Regions from separate parts of the Homo sapiens genome. Here region 2 is linked to region 1. Evidence: read pairs that join two places in POLR2A ChIA-PET (ENCODE). Cell type or tissue: Panc1. All regions are shown on one strand. Links, peaks and the distances in the headings refer to the core of each region. The heading gives the core; the rest is flanking DNA. Region 1 overlaps POR (cytochrome p450 oxidoreductase). Region 2 has its middle 13 kb from the start of CCL24.

The links. ChIA-PET counts read pairs that join two places held together with the same protein. Peaks named below come from ENCODE experiments on the same cell type or tissue, not always from the same donor. Only the 100,000 strongest peaks of a DNase experiment are listed, where the experiment ranks them.
Region 2: POLR2A ChIA-PET joins it to region 1 with 9 read pairs; 3 of 35 experiments call an interaction of 5 or more read pairs at or near these places.

The regions. Positions count from the first base shown.
Region 1 is chr7:75,936,605-75,939,372 of GRCh38, reverse strand. All of the region lies in intron 1 of POR (cytochrome p450 oxidoreductase), which reads right to left. Among named protein-coding and RNA genes, the nearest start is that of SNORA14A, 5.8 kb to the left of the region's middle. RefSeq lists an enhancer at 1,747-2,360. In Panc1, for the core only: no CTCF peak of the experiment used is centred there; a DNase peak (open chromatin) is centred at 1,262; H3K27ac peaks cover 331 bases.
Region 2 is chr7:75,799,786-75,802,805 of GRCh38, reverse strand. No RefSeq gene overlaps it. Among named protein-coding and RNA genes, the nearest start is that of CCL24, 13 kb to the left of the region's middle. RefSeq lists an enhancer at 2,474-2,974. In Panc1, for the core only: no CTCF peak of the experiment used is centred there; no DNase peak of the experiment used is centred there.

The DNA.
Region 1 (2,768 bases), core at 263-2,762:
GCAGGCCTGGAACCCGCACGAGGGCTCCGCTGGCCTGTGAGGCCCAAAGCACTAAGGATGCCAGGGAGTGCGAGGCAGGCAGGCTCCTAATCCCACAGAGCTTACAGTCTGGAAAGCCTCTAGACAATGTTCAGGTACAAAAACGTCATGTCGAAGGACATGCTTCTGTCACTCTTACGTCCATGCGTGCAGCAAACAGCTGAGGAGCACCTGCTGCACTCCAGGAACTGTGTGGGTTCAGGCAGGAGCAGACATGCCAACCTTGCCCCAAGGTGTCCTCCTGCTATGAGAAAGGGCAGACCTATCCCAACAGTCACGGCTGCATGGGGAGGCCAGGTGCAGGGGAAATAGAGCTGGAAGGAAAAAGCAGGCATGACAGTCTGAAACAGTCAAGGAAGGGGCTCCCAGAGGCCAACATCTGGGCTGGATTGTGAAGAATGATCAGGGTCCACCAGTCAGATTAGGGGGATGAGCGAAGCTACCGATAGAGGAAGCGTGTACCAGAGCCTAGAACACGAGAAACTCGGGGTCTGGGGTAACTCAAGTGTGGTGCAATGGGATGTGTTTTTATGTGGGGATGCATAGATGGCGAATAAGAGATAAGCATTCATTCATTCACGGAACAGGCTGGAGTCACCAAGGCTGCAGTGCAGTGGTGTGATCACAGCTCACTGCAGCCTCTAACTCCTGGGCTCAAGCAATCCTCCTCCCTCAGCCTCCTGCATAGCTGAGACCATAGGCATGCACCACCATACCAGCTGATTTTTTAAATTTTTTTGTAGAGATGGGGTCTCACTAAGTTGCCCAGGCTGGTCTCAAACTCCTAGGCTCAAGCAATCCTCCCATCTTGGCCTCCCAAAGTGCTGGGATAACAGGTAAGAGCCACCACACTCGGCCGAGATAAACTTTTAAGAGACACCCAGATGAGTGCGTAAGGGCCTAGGGGCCTGTATGCCAGTCTAAGGTGTTTGGCCCTGGGGAAGCTGGTGAGGACAGGGCAAGGGGGTGCTGTGATCAGAATGCTGCTACAGGAAGGTACTACTGTACAACGATGCCTGCACCCCTAATATCAATGCAGTCACGGGGCTTTCACCAAGGTATCCTGGAGAACATTCTCCACTGAAGATGGCCATGGCCAAACGCTCCCAGCTGATGGCCTTTTCCCCACACAACAGGACTTAATTTAGAAACACATGACCAGCATGTGCCCGATGCAATGACGTGAAAGGAGGAAGGCAGCTGCTGAGTCAGATCTGTGCAAGCGTGACTGGGGGGACAGGAGGGACAGCAGGCGAACAGTGGGCATGACTCAGCACAAATCGAACTGACCAGGCCCACAGGGGCTGATGCTGCAGCTGCAGCTCCCCGTGCCTGCTTCTAGCAGCATCTCTGCGGCCTTGGCTCCTTGGCTTGAATGCCAAGGGGACGAGACCACAGCTCCCCTAAGCTCCAGGGCATTGCATGGATATAATCCAGCGTCAACATTAAAAGGTGGCACAAGGTGATTTACAGGCACAAAACTCTCCACAGGAGTTCACGCTGGTTCATCCTCCTGACCATCCCCACTTTTGCCTCAATTGTTTTTTTTTTTAGATGGAGTTTTGCTCTTGTCGCCCAGGCTGGAGTGCAATGGCACGATCTCGGCTCACTGCAACCTCTGCCTCCCAGGTTCAAGCGATTCTCCTGCCTCAGCCTCCCGAGTAGCTGGGATTACAGGTGCCTGCCACCACGCCTGGCTAATTTTTGTATTTTTAGTAGAGATGGGGTTTCGCCATGCTGGCCAGGCTGGTCTCAAACTCCTGACCTCAGGTGATCCACCCCCTCAGCCTTCCAAAGTGCTGGGATTACAGACGTGAGCCACCAAACACGGCCTTCTTTTTTTTTTTTTTTTTTTTTTTTTTGAGACAGGGTCTGGCTCTTGTCCCCAGGCTGGAGTACAGTGGCACAATCTAGGCTCACTGCAACCTCCGCCTCCCAGGTTCAAGCAATTCTCCTGCCTCAGCCTCCCAGGTAGCTGGAATTACAGGCACCCGCCAACATGCCTGGCTAATTTTTGGTTTTTTTGTTTTTTTTTTTTTTTTGTAGAGATGGGGTTTCACCACGTTGTCCAGGCTGATGTCAAACTCCCGATCTCAACTGATCCACCTGCCTTGGCCTCCCAAGTGCTGGGATTGCAGGCATGAGCCACCAAGCCTAGCTGATTGCCTCAATTAATTTTGAATAAAAATATAGAAAACAGAAACAGCGGCCGGATGCGGTGGCTCACGCCTGTAATCCCAGCACTTTGGGAGTCCGAGGCAGGCGGATCACGAAGTCAGGATATCGAGACCATCCTGGCTAGCACGGTGAAACCCCGTCTCTACTAAAAATACAAAAAAATTAGCCGGGTGTGGTGGCGGGCGCCTGTAATCCCAGCTACTTGGGAGGCTGAGGCAGGAGAATGGCATGAACCCGGGAGGTGGAGTTTGCAGTGAGCCAAGATCGCGCCACTGCACTCCAGCCTGGGTGACAGAGCAGGACTCGGTCTCAAAAAAAAAAAAAAAAAAAAATTAATAATAATAAGAGAAACAGAGCCAGGGGTCTTGCTTTACTTTTCTCAAATCTGGGCAGATCAGTTCTGAAGTCGGCTTCTGCCTCCAGCGCAGGGGCAACAGTCTGGAGAGATCACCTGGAGGCAATCAGAATGCCACCTGCCCCCCAACCCCCTGCCCACACACGCATGTGTTACAATTCCTACAGCAAGTCCACGGCAGCAAGCCCACAGCATG
Region 2 (3,020 bases), core at 250-2,749, 140 kb after region 1:
CTCCAGACCTCAGGAGACGGTTCTTGGACCTAGTGCAAGAAATAATTCAGGACAAGTCCATAGAGTAAAGTGAAAGCAAGTTTATTAAGAAAGTAAAGTTATACAGAATGGCTACTCCATAGGCAGAGCAGTGTCATGGGGTGCTCGAATAAGCATACGTACAGTTATTTTTTGATTCTATGCTAAAGAAGGGGTGGGTTATTCATGAGTTTTCAGGGAAAGAGGTAGGCAATTCCTGGAACTGAGGATTCCTCCCCCTTTTTAAGACCATATAGCGTAACTTCCTGACGTTGCCGTGGCATCTATAAACTGTTATGGCAGTGGTGGCAGTGTCTTTTAGCATGCTAATATATTATAATTAGGGTATAATGAGCAATGAGGAGGATCAGAGGTGACTTTCATCGCCATCTTGGTTTCAGTGGGTTTTGGCTGCCTTCTTTACTGCAATCTCTTTTTTTGTGTTTTTTGAGATGGAATCTGACTGTCGCCCAGGCTGGAGTGCAGTGGCATGATCTCGGCTCACTGCAACTTCTGCCTCCCGGGTTCAAGCGATTCTCGTGCCTCAGCCTTCTAAGTAACTGGGACTACAGGCGTACACCACCACACCCGGCTAATTTTTTTTTTTTGTATTTTTAGTAGAGACGGGGTTTCACCATGTTGGTCAGGCTAGTCTTGAACTCCTGACCTCAGGTGATCCTCCCACCTCGGCCTCCCAAAGTGCTGGGATTACAGGCGTGAGCTACCATGCCCAGCCTTGACCAACTTCTTTACTGCAACCTGTTTTATCAGTGAGGTCTTTATGACCTGTATCTTGTGCCGACATCCTGTCTTATCCTGTGACTTAGAATGCCTCACATCCTGGGAATGCAGCCCAGTAGGTCTCAGCCTCATTTTACCCAGCTCCTATTCAAGATGGAGTCACTCTGGTTCACACACCTCTGACAGGATGGCAATTCAGGACTAGGATCTGGGAGAGAGAATTTTTTTTTTCTTTTTTTTTTTTTTTGAGACGAGTTTCGCTCTTATTGCCCAGGCTGGAGTGCAATGGTGAGATTTCAGCTCCCCACAACCTCTGCCTCCCGGGTTCAAGCGATTCTCCTGCCTCAGCCTTCCGAGTAGCTGGGATTACAGGCATGTGCCACCACGTCCAGGTAATTTTGTATTTATTTATTTATTTATTTTTTTAGTAGAGACAGAGTTTCTCCATGTTGGTCAGGCTGGTCTCGAACTCCCAACTTCAGGAGATCCACCCACCTCGGCCTCCCAAAAAGTGTGGGGATTACAGGTGTAAGCCACCATGCCCAGCCGAGATATACTTTTATTAGTGCGTTTTCATGGTGTTTGAGCTTTTTACTATGTGCATTAACCACTTTTATGATAAAAAGTCAGGGAAGCTGATGATGTGATATCCATGCCTCTTTTTATTGGGCTGCCCCAGTTGGTGTGCTCCTGATGTTTTCCCATCGCCAATAGTATCTCCATCTCTGGACTGGGGTGCCTTATACCAAAGGCTACTCTGCTATGACAGACCAGAAATGCCAGGGAATTAAAACCCTCAGGGGGAACCCAGTGCAGTGGCTCACACCTGTAATCCCAGCACTTTGGGAGGCTGATGTGGGTGGATCACTTGAGGTCAGGAGTTCGAGACCAGCCTGGTCAACATGGTGAAACCCCGTCTCCACCAAAAATACGAAAAAAATAGCCAGGTGTGGTGGTGGGTGCCTGTAATCCCAGCTACTCGGGAGACTGAGGCAGGAGAATTGCTTGAACCTGGGAGATGGAGGTTGTAGTGAGCCAAGATTGCATCACTGCACTCCAGCCTGGATGACAAAATGAGACTCTGTCTCAGAAAAAAAAAAAAGAAATATCTATTTCATAGGTGGGCTGTGAGGATAATTTAGGCAATTAATGCATGAGAAGCACTAAGCCCAATGCCTGGCTCATGATAAGTCTCCATAAATGTTAACAGGAGAATATCCAAGCTCTGCTGGGAGGCAGAGGGGCATGTTGGTCCTGCTATACCCGGGGCATCTGGCAGACACTGCTATGGCCATTCCGGCAGGCTCTGGGCCCCCCGCCTCCCCCGTGTCATTTTTCTAGCAGCCACGGATGCCTCTGGATAAAAAAGGCACCAGTTGGGCCGGGAGTGATGACTCACCCCTGTAATCCCAGCACTTTGGGAGGCCGAGGTGGGCTGATCACGAGGTCAGGAGTTCGAGACCAGCCTGGCCAACATGGTGAAACCCCGTCTCTACTAAAAATACAAAAATTAGCCAGGTGCGGTAGTGGGCGCCTGTAGTCCCAGCTACTTGGGAGGCTGAGGCAGGAGAATCACTTGAACCTGGGAAGCGGAGGCTGCAGTGAGCTGAGATTATGCCACTGCACTCCAGCCCGGGCAACAGAGCAAGACTCCGTCTCAAAAAAAAAAAAAAGCCACTGGTTGGAATGACGGCCTTTGGGGCACTTGAACTGTCCACCAGACAGCCTGGCCTGCCCTTGCCTGGCCTTACAACAGAACATGAGCCTTGGATATGCACGGCCAGTCGATGCGTGTGGAGATCATACGCTGACCACCCTGTCGTGCGTCGGGGCAGGCCACCAGCATGATGACCCGTCCACAGAGTCACCACACTCTTTCTTGAGCCACTTTGTGAAGGAGGAATCTAAAGATGGAGGGGGTGTCGGGGGTTGGCTGTGGTCAGGGAGGGTCTGGGCCCCGTCTGTAGCCAAGTTAAGCCAAAACTGGCCCATGTTTGGGGGGAGTCCTCTTTTGTCCCCAGGTAAACTTGTCACATGACTCATGAAAAATGATTTTTTTTTTTTAGGGTCTCCCTGTCACCCAGGCTGGAGTGCAGTGGTGCAACCTTGGCTCACCGCAGCCTCCAATTCCCAGGCTCAAGCGATCCTCCCACCTCAGCCTCCTGAGTAGCTGGGACCACAGGCGTGCACCACGACACCCGGCTAATTTTTGTATTTTTTGTAAAGACAGAGTCTCACTATGTTGCTCAGGCTGGGCTCAA